2 separate regions of the Homo sapiens genome follow, and region 1 is linked to region 2. Evidence: read pairs that join two places in POLR2A ChIA-PET (ENCODE). Cell type or tissue: CD4-positive, alpha-beta T cell. All regions are shown on one strand. Links, peaks and the distances in the headings refer to the core of each region. The heading gives the core; the rest is flanking DNA.

Evidence for each region. ChIA-PET counts read pairs that join two places held together with the same protein. Peaks named below come from ENCODE experiments on the same cell type or tissue, not always from the same donor. Only the 100,000 strongest peaks of a DNase experiment are listed, where the experiment ranks them.
Region 1: POLR2A ChIA-PET joins it to region 2 with 9 read pairs; 2 of 35 experiments call an interaction of 5 or more read pairs at or near these places.

What each region holds. Positions count from the first base shown.
Region 1 is chr11:65,290,685-65,294,684 of GRCh38, forward strand. POLA2 (DNA polymerase alpha 2, accessory subunit) reads left to right here. Exons shown (of 18, transcript NM_002689.4): 14 at 3,469-3,577; 15 at 3,862-3,968. It overlaps LOC105369344 (a long non-coding RNA gene), which reads right to left. Exons shown (of 3, transcript XR_007062727.1): 3 at 3,089-4,000. Among named protein-coding and RNA genes, the nearest start is that of CDC42EP2, 22 kb to the right of the region's middle. In CD4-positive, alpha-beta T cell, for the core only: no CTCF peak of the experiment used is centred there; DNase peaks (open chromatin) are centred at 227 and 1,667; H3K27ac peaks cover 208 bases.
Region 2 is chr11:65,585,480-65,591,071 of GRCh38, forward strand. It overlaps EHBP1L1 (EH domain binding protein 1 like 1), which reads left to right. Exons shown (of 19, transcript NM_001099409.3): 12 at 1-112; 13 at 4,272-4,341; 14 at 4,457-4,512; 15 at 4,608-4,731; 16 at 5,014-5,113. Among named protein-coding and RNA genes, the nearest start is that of KCNK7, 7.5 kb to the right of the region's middle. RefSeq lists enhancers at 2,474-2,994, 2,888-3,087, 2,995-3,514, 3,647-4,148. In CD4-positive, alpha-beta T cell, for the core only: a CTCF peak has its summit at 3,424; DNase peaks (open chromatin) are centred at 1,972, 2,872, 3,382 and 4,472; H3K27ac peaks cover 1,503 bases.

The sequences.
Region 1 (4,000 bases), core at 1-4,000, 300 kb before region 2:
CTTTGGTTGCTCTTTCTCTTCTATACTTAGTTCCTTTTCTCACTCCCTTTTGTATAAACTAATATTCCACGGGAATCTTCCCAGGATGGTTTTGAGAAGTGTTTGATGACTTACGCAGTGAAATCCTGTGAGACCCCAAACATCTTGTTGTGTAAGTGATTGTATTGGGTAAGCCCAAGTTCCTCCCAAGTCAGTGCTTCCCCAGGGTGCGTGGGAAGCTGCCAGTGGCTACAGCTGGTGGTGATAGAAACTCTCAGTGAGGGTGGGGCCTTGAATCCTTGCCATAGACCAAACGGAAGGAACTGTGAGAGGTTACAGCAGTGATGAGAGAGCTGTGCAGTTCTCATTTGAGAGGAAAGTCACTGTTCCAGGAAGAGGCTAAAGCCGGAAGTGGAAAGTTATTCAGAAATCTGACATCCTCCATTCCTGTCCCTTTTCCCCAGTGCCAGGGTTTGAAAGAAGTTGGTATAGGTGGTAGATCTCCTCACAAGATCTGCATGCTTGTAGCTGAGCTAATAAAATACAAATATTCCTGAGGCTAAGCATTTAAAAACGAGTCTGTCACAAAGGTGGTTTTTAAAATAAGATGTCTAACCTTCCGCCTTTTAGCCATGAGAACTGATCCCAGAATCAATAAGTTGTAACATTACCTTCTTGTACCAGCAGTGTGGGCCAGGATGGTAGATGTCACAGCTGGAATAAAGAACATCCCCCAACTCACCCCAGAATCAGAGACTTGGGTTGTGCCAGTGACAACCATGTCTGGTTCTGCCCTTTCCTCCCCTGCCTCCCTCAGATGAAGGTGATGCAGGTGCCTTCCCTCTTCCCCAGATTTGCTGTGATCCTGGTCAAGTTCATCAGGCCTGGAGAGTGGTTGGAACTCCTCAGGAGATAGACCCCCAAAACACAGGAGCAGGGCTGTGTTCTTTTGTCAGCCCTTGGGGATAGGCAGGGACTGTGTTGTAGTGCCCTAACACTGGCTGGGTGCTTTCAGTTTGAGGTCGGGTTCTGTTTTTGGTTCCTTACCCCGTGTGGTATTGACAGCAGTGATAGAAATAAAGCACAGATGAGGCATTGTCACACTGGGGATGAGAGCCCAGCACCACCAGGCACTTTCATCTATGGCCAGTGTGTGCCACAGGGCAGGGGGAGCTGCCCCACCCTTCTAGAAACAGTATATAAACAGTTCTTGGGCAGAGAATTTCTTTGTATTCCTGAGAGGTCAGAAATGCAGAGCATTAAGCTGAGTCATCATTAGTAAAAGTCAGAGCCAGGCTAAGCACGGGGCTCACGCCTATAATCCCAGCACTTTAGGAGACTGAGGCGGGCAGATCACTTGAGGTCAGGAATTCAAGACCAACCTGGCCAACACGGCGAAACCCCATCTCTACTAAAAATACAAAAATTAGCCAGATGTGGTGGTGGGTGCTTGTAGTCTCAGCTACTCGGGAGGCTGAGGCAGAATTGCTTGAACCCAGGAGGTAGAGGTTGCAATGAGCCGAGATCGCACCACTGCACTCCAGCCTGGGCGACACAGCAAGACTCCATCTCAGAAAAAGAAAAAGAGCCAGTGAGAAAGCACCTCAGAGAAAGCGAGCAGAGCCCGCGGTTCTCGTCCTGTTTGCGGGAGCAGCTGGAGGACCCTCCCGCTGTGACGTACGAGGTTGTGCAATGCTGAGCATAGTTGGGATGTTTTTCTGATCCCTCCTTCTATAGGCGCTTTCTAACCATGAGCAGGAAGGCTATTTCCTCCTTAACTATTGCCCTTCCAAAGCCTACACTGAAACAGGGCAATTTTGTCCCTTGAGAGCAGCCAGCTGCACCTCAGTCCTTTGTGTTTATCACAGATGTCAAGCCCTTGAGATGTGGAGCACAGATTGTCCCATTCAAGTTACCCTGTGGCCTGTTTACCAGACCCTGGCACCCAAATGGTGGACTGGATCACCCTAGTGAGCTTCTCAGTGTCAAAGGGACAATAATGAATATGCAAACACCTTTGGTCTCAGGATTCTGATTTTCTGTTATAGACATCTCAGTTCACACTCTGAGAGGACACCACAAACAGTGATAAGGGTGACAGCTGTCACCAGCACCTTTATCACATGTGAAAGTGTATGTATGCCTGAGAAGTCCACATGTTTTAAGCAAGAGACAGAGATGGAAGTGAGAGCTATTGGTGGATTTTAAACATGCCCGCAAAGTAATACCTTATGCCTATTTGATTTATAAACGGCCCCTCTGCCAAGGTCATCTTAAGGGAACCAAGGAAACGGGGCTTTCTTCCTCTTTTGTGTGGCTGGGAAAAATAAATAGTTGGCCCCCAGAGTTACAACTTTCTTCTTCACTTGTATGTTGTAACCCTAGAGATTCTCCTGCTCCATCAAAGGAAACATCTGCTGTCATCTGTGCTTTTACTGTTGCTGTTAAATATTTCTTTCATTTTTGCATGACAACCTGCTGAGAAATAGAAACTCAGGGCATTATTTCCATGTGTGAGAGGGGAGGGATGCGATGGCTCAGGGAGAGGCCGCTTGGGCTTTTCTGCCTCCCACTGGAAATGTCTGTGTCTCGGTTGTCCAGTAATTATGGCCCAGTGTTCAGTCAGTCAGAGGGTTTCAGCTGGATCTTCTAAATACGAAGCCAGGCCAGGTGTGGTGGCTCACACATGTAATCCCAACACTTTGGGAGGCCAAGGTCGGTGGATCACTTGAGGCCAGGAGTTTGAGACCAGCTTGGCCAACATGGTGAAACCCTATCTGTACTAAAAATACAAAAATTAGGTGGGTGTGGTGGTGTGCACCTGTAGTTGTAGCTACTCGGGAGGCTGAGACACAAGTATCACTTGAACCCAGGAGATGAGGTTGCAGTGAGCCCACATCATGCCACTGCACTCCGGCCTGGGCGACAGAGTGAGGCTCTGTCTCAAAAAAAAAAAAAAAAAAAGCAGTCTCAGGGTCTTTTTAGTATGCCTGCCTTCTCCCTAGGAAAAATGCCCCAGCTCCATGCACCCTACCAAGGTGTGGCAGGGACACTGTTTACTGCCTGCAGGCTACACCTGCTTAGAAGGTGTAATGAGTCCAAGCTGTGGTTTAAACTCTGGCTCTGAGGCTGTGATTCTTTATTCACATCCTTGTCTTTCTAGACTTTCTAGATCTCCATTTCTTTGCCCCTTTTTCTGCCAAAAAATAGTCTCCATCCTCTCAGTAGAAAGCCACACAGAGCAACAAGAAAGTGTCCCAGGCAATCGGAGCCTGTCCAGATGGATGGGTGTGAAGTAGAACAAACTGTCCTTTACTCCCAGTGTCCCATGGGAAACAGCGTCTCTGTTCATAACAGAGTGCAGTTCTGAGCTGCCTCCCTCGGGGTGGGCTCTGCCTCCAGCCTGAGGCATCCCACCTGTTGCGCAGCTGTTCTAACTCAACTGCACTCACTTTTCTCACTCTTCTGTTTGTTCTTTTGCCATACTAGCTCCGGCTCCCACCTTGTCTTTGTCCCGTCATTGAGAGATGTGCACCATGAGCCTGTGTACCCCCAGCCGCCTTTCAGCTACTCCGATCTGTCTCGAGAGGACAAAAAGGTAGCAGCACCCACTCCTTGACCAGCAGGCAGCCAGAATCCAGCATGCCTCTGCCACTAGCTCTGGCCCTGAAGGGGAGGGTGGAGAGGCCTCTTTAGGGTGTGCGTACAGCCTGAATCTTAAACTCCTTTTTTTAAACAGGCAAATGTGTCCAAAAGCTTGATGTATGTTGGTTTGGTCCCCCTTTCCGTGGTCTCCCCAGCCCTCAGACAACCCCCACTTTCATGGGAAGATGTTTCTAGCTTTGGCATACAAATGTTTGTTTCAATCCGTTCTCATTTTAGCAAGTACAGTTTGTGTCCGAGCCCTGCAGCCTCTCCATAAACGGAGTGATCTTCGGCTTGACATCCACAGATCTGCTTTTCCACCTGGGGGCCGAGGAGATCAGTAGGTAAGAAGTGTGTTCCAGGCCCCAAGCAGGAT
Region 2 (5,592 bases), core at 970-4,969:
CTCCCACGTGCGCGACGCGGACCTGCTCAAGAAGAGGCGCTCGCGGCTGCGGAACAGCAGCTCGTTCTCGATGGACGATCCGGACGCGGGAGCCATGGGAGCTGCGGCTGCAGTGAGTGTCAAGGTCCTTCTTTCTTCCCCCGCCGCAGCGCGGGGTCCCGGGAAGATGGGCAGAGAACGGGCGAGCCCCCAAGGGGCCCCAAGGACAGAGCTGGCGCGAGGGTGACGGTTTCAGAGTGGCGGGGCTCGGCTGGACCCAGGAGGGGCTATCTGATCAGAGGGACCCTGGTGCTGTGGAAGAGTCCTCTGGTGTGGTAGTGAGCTCCTCATTAGGGGACGCATTTGAGCCAAGGCCCACCAGGCAGGGTCCCCAGCTTTGCGGCCAGCCTGGGATAAGTGCTGAGGGTTTTTAGTGCTTGGCACTTGGTGTGGGGAATCAGGCTGCAGAAGTTCCCGGAGCATCCACGTTCCTGGCACTCTGCCCAGTGCTTGGTAGGCTGGAAGGTGGGTTTGGGCATTTCTTTCCCTGCAGGTGGCTCATCGTTAACCAGCAGCCACCCTGCCCCATGAGCTGGGTGCAGACTATCTGTACTCAAGGGGGATTCTCCAGGGCCTCCCAGCCCCAGGACTCTGGCGTACATCTTTAACCCCAGATGCTGGAGACCAGTCTCCTCTTTTCTTACAATGGAAGGTTGGAGATGTGAGATCGTGAGGGCCCGTGTCCCTGCTGTCATCCCCTATGGGTTGTAGGTCATCTCCTAGAGTGTCGTGTCACTGTGCTGAAGGGGACATGGTCCCAGAAAGAGCAGGGATTTGCTCAGTGACCCACAGCTGCTGGAGTCCAGGACACGGGCTTTCCAGCTGGAGTCCCAGCACTGCCCCATCCTGCCTGTCAACCAAGGGGCAGCTCTGCCAGGCTGCTGCAAACCTTCAGCTGTCCAGGAATGACCCCTGCATTTGAAGGAAAGGAGTGAATTCATTGGGAAAGTCTTTCTGGAAGAAGCCACCATTTGAGCTAGGTTGATAAGATGGCCAGGTTTTTCCCAGGTGAAAAATGAGTGGGGTTCTCAAATGGTGGGAACTGCATTAGCAAAAATGTGGCAGCAGGAAAGTTTAGGCCTCGTTTAGGGAACTGCCAGCCATCTCCCGGAAGGTCCATAAGTGGCAATGAGGCCAGGCTGAGAGCAGGAGTCCTGGGTGTAGGGTCAGAGGCACAAGCATTGAGCCTGTGAGTGAGAGACAGAGGGCATGGGTGACACCCACCTGTGGAAGATGTGATACGCAGGAGTCAAGAGGACAAGGCCAGCTTTGGCCCATCTGTTGGCCTCATTAATGTGTGTCAGTGGCTCTTTAAATCTTAAAGGGGAGGTGCCCCCTCTGGGCCCAAGTTCCAGCATCTGGTGTTTCCAAGTCAGGCCTTCCCCCAGCTCTTGTCTCACAGGAGATATCTGACCCATAGGGCTGGAGGGGACTCCTCATTGGCCACCCCCCTCCCCCATGCCCATTGTGTGCAGTGGGAGGTGGTCTGGCCTGGCCCGGCCCTTGGGAGCTCCCAAAGTCCTGGTCTTCCTGGAGGAGGGGCCAGGCATGAGGGTATTGAAAGAGGAATTTGAGGCCGGGCACCGTGGCTCATACTTGTAATCCCAGCACTTTGGGAGGCAGAGGTGGGCAGATCACGAGGTCAGGAGATCAAGACCATCCTGGCCAACATGGTGAAACCCCGTCTCTAATAAAATACAAAAAATTAGCCGGGCATGGTGGTACAGGCCTGTAGTCCCAGCTACTCAGGAGGCTGAGGCAGGGGAATTGTTTGAACCCCGGAGGCGGAGGTCTCAGTGAGCCGAGATTGTGCCACTGCACTCCAGCCTGGCAACAGAGCAAGACTCCGTCTCAAAAAAAAAAAAAAAAGAGGAATTTGAGTTAGACATGAGGAAGCACTGGAATTCCCACGAGGCCTGGCATGCGGAAGCTCTGCGCTGCTGAGGCTGGATTTCTCCACTCTCCTGCTTCTGCCTGTCCCGTCAGCTCAGCACTCTTTATGTGCCTGGCCTGCCCATGGACTCTTAGGGTGTGTATGAAAGCATTTTGCAAGGTGGCATTGAGGCCCCCTGCAAGTTGCTGTCAAAAAAGGGGAGATGTGTGTTTCCCTAGATTCCTTTCTAGAAGCCCTGCAGCTCCCAGGTCACACAGGGCTGGGCTTTCTCCCATTTTACATACAAGGACACAAACAGAGGCCCCAAGGGTGTGACTGGCCCCAAGGCACACAGCAAGTTGGTGGCCAAGCTTGGGAACAAACTGCTGGGTTAGACAACCCTGGGCCCTAGACCAGACCCTTTAGGAGCCTCATCTCTGACCCTCAGTTTCCTCATCTGTAAAGTGGGGAGGGTCGTGGTCCCTGCCTCACAGGGCTGTTGGGAGGATTCAGTGAGTCAGTGCACATAAAGTGCTTTAAGTGCCCGGCACAGAAACACTTGGTAGATATTAGCTGCTGTTATTAGTCAGTGTACCTTGACTGTATTTTTTGGGCCCAGCTCTGTATAAGGGGGAGACATGGGAAACCAGCAGCTGTGACGGGGTGAGTGGGGGTTGGAGCTGTGATGGGGGAGGCCATGGGAGCAGCATCTGCCCAGCCTGGGGATCAGAGGAGGCTTCTGGAGACATGGAAGTCAGGGAGGGAGGCGGGAAGAGTGTGGGGGCCCCGGCAGGGGGGTCTCTGGAGGAAGTAGGGCTGGGCTGGGTCGTGGAGGTCACGTTGGTACCAGGCAGCCCAAGATGGAAGCTGACTCCAGGCTGAGAAAGCTATTTTGGGAACTGAAAGTCGGCCACTGTGGCCAGGGGGCGGTGTCTAGGCGTGGCTCAGGGTGGTAGGAACATTGAGGCTGGGGCCGCCTGAGGCTTTGGCATGAGGCTGGGGGGCTGAGGAGAGATGTGAAACAGTTACACCGGGGGTGAAGGTGTCAGAGAGGCCTCTCAGTTTCAGCTTGAGTCAGCAGGCAGGCCATGGTGGTGGCTGGTGGGGAAGTCACCACTGCCCCAGGCCAGAGAGGATTGCCTCTGAGCCAGGGATGTCCAGGGCTGCCTCTGAGAGAGGTACAGGTGGGAGTGGACACGGGCAGGTCAACCACTGTCCCTGCCCCATGACCCCGACACAGGTCAGATGACCCAGATGTGGGGGGCCAGGGCAGGAGCAGTTGAGGGGCCAGGCTATCAGCTGAGTCGAAAGTTGGGGACCCCCAGGGCTGACAGTCCCAACAAGTCACTAGGGGCGGGCAGGTACATGGGGTCAGCCCTGCCCTTCCAAGCTAAAATTCAAAGATCCAGCCAGCCTGGCTTGTCCTGTGTGTGTGAGCATGCAGCAGCCGCTCCTGGGTGTGGGAACTGAAAAGGCAGCAGGGCACCCCCTTTTGGCCAGGAGGTGGAGGTGCTGGCTCAGGAGGGTCCAGGTCTGGGGAGCCCTGAGGACAGAAGGGGAGGGAGCCTGGTGGGGCCTCTGCAGGAGGCAGGGCTGGGCTGGGTCACACGGATGGGGCCATGTGGGGCAGTGCAATGGTCACTGCATGGGGCCCTGGCCATGACGGAGAAGCCAGCACTAGGTGACAGAAGTCAGAGGTGGCCTGAGGGAATTCCATGGAAGAGGAGTCGAGGCCGGGCGTGGTGGCTCACACCTGTAATCCCAGCACTTTGGGAGGCCAAAGTGAGCAGATCACCTGAGGTCAGGAGTTCGAGACCAGCCTGGCCAACATGGTGAAACCCCGTCTCTACTAAAAATACAAAAATTAGCTGGGCGTGATGGCGGGTGGCTACTTGGGAGGCTGAGGCAGGAGAATCACCTGAACCAGGAGGTGGAGGTTGCAGTGAGCCATGATCCTGCCACTGCACTCCAGCCAGGGCGACAGAGCGAATCTCCATCTCAAAAAAAGAGAGTAGGGAGGAAAGGCCTGGGCTGGGCCCTTCACAGGCTCTCATCCTGTGAGGCCGGAGCTCAGCCCAGCCCCAGGAGGGGAATTGGGAGGCTCGGAGCCTGGGTGTGGATGGGCCCAGGGCCACAGGGCCAGGAAGGATGAAGGCTGTGGCCTTTGCTTGAGGAGGCATTTCTCTTGGAAGGAGGTGGGCCCGGGGGTTCTGTGCATGCAGGACTAGAGGAGGGGCAGGGGCGGGCAGGAGCTGGGGTCAAGGACCCCTCCTCCCCTCTGTATGAGTGGCTCTGGCTGGCCCCAGGCCCAGGCTGGTGGGAAACCCCTCCCAGCCCTCACTGGCCCCTTCTTCCACAGGAAGGCCAGGCCCCTGACCCCAGCCCTGCCCCAGGCCCACCCACAGCTGCAGACTCTCAACAGCCCCCTGGTGAGTAGCAGGAGTGGTGACCATCTCAGTTCAGGCTGCTCACAAAGCCTGGACTGGGGACTTCCTGGGGGTGGGTGGTGGTTAGGGGGTGCCTTATCATCATCTCTGTCTGCAGGTGGGAGTTCCCCCTCGGAGGAACCACCCCCAAGCCCAGGGGAGGAGGCTGGGCTGGTAAGGAGGGCTAAGTGGGAGGAGCTGATGGGTGAGCACCACCTATTCAGGGCCTGGGCTGAGTCCACCCTGTTCTCTGCCTTTTCCACCCCCAGCAACGGTTCCAGGACACAAGTCAGTACGTGTGTGCAGAGCTGCAGGCCCTGGAACAGGAGCAGAGGCAGATAGATGGGCGGGCGGCTGAGGTGGAGATGCAGCTGAGGAGCCTCATGGAGTCAGGTGGGGCATACATCTAGGGATCCCTTCCCCAACACATGCCACTAGGTCTGTCCAGCCCTGCAGCTGTTCCTGACCTTGGGAGGAGCTGGGAGGAGGCACGGCTGGCATCAGCGTTCCCATTTTACAGCCAGGCATGCTGAGGCCCTGAAGTGGCTTCCTCGAGGCACACAGTTCTGGCTTCTGGGATGTCACAAGGGAGCAAACCCCCTCCCCCAACCCCCAGCTGCCCTACCCTGACACGGGGCAGGGGGCAGGCCTGGTGACTGTCCCTGTCCAATGCAGGTGCCAACAAGCTGCAGGAGGAGGTGCTGATCCAGGAGTGGTTCACCCTGGTCAACAAGAAGAACGCTCTCATCCGGAGGCAGGACCAGCTGCAGCTGCTGTGAGTGCTGGCCCCGGGCCAGGAGAGCAGAGGGACTCTTAGCTACTTTGGTTAGAGTTCTTCACTACTTTCTTATTCCTACAGAGATCTTTTTGACAAACGATTCCTCTTCCATCTTACTGTTTTTGTCCTAAACAAATTGCTGTTTAAAGTGTAAAACTGGCCAGGCACGGTGTCTCATGCCTGTAATCCCAGCACCTGGGGAGGCCGAGGCAGGCGGATCATCTGAGGTCAGGAGTTCAAGACCAGCCAACATGGTGAAACCCCATCTCTACTAAAAATACAAAAATTAGCCAAGTATGGTGGCACGCGCCTGTAATCCCAGCAACTTGGAAGGCTGAGGCAGGAGAATCGCTTGAACCTGGGAGGCAGAGGTTGCAGTGAGCCAAGATCAGACCATTACACTCTAGTCTGGGCAAAAGAGTGAGACTCTGTCTCAAAAAATAAAAATTAAAACAAAAATTAAGGGTAAAACTCTT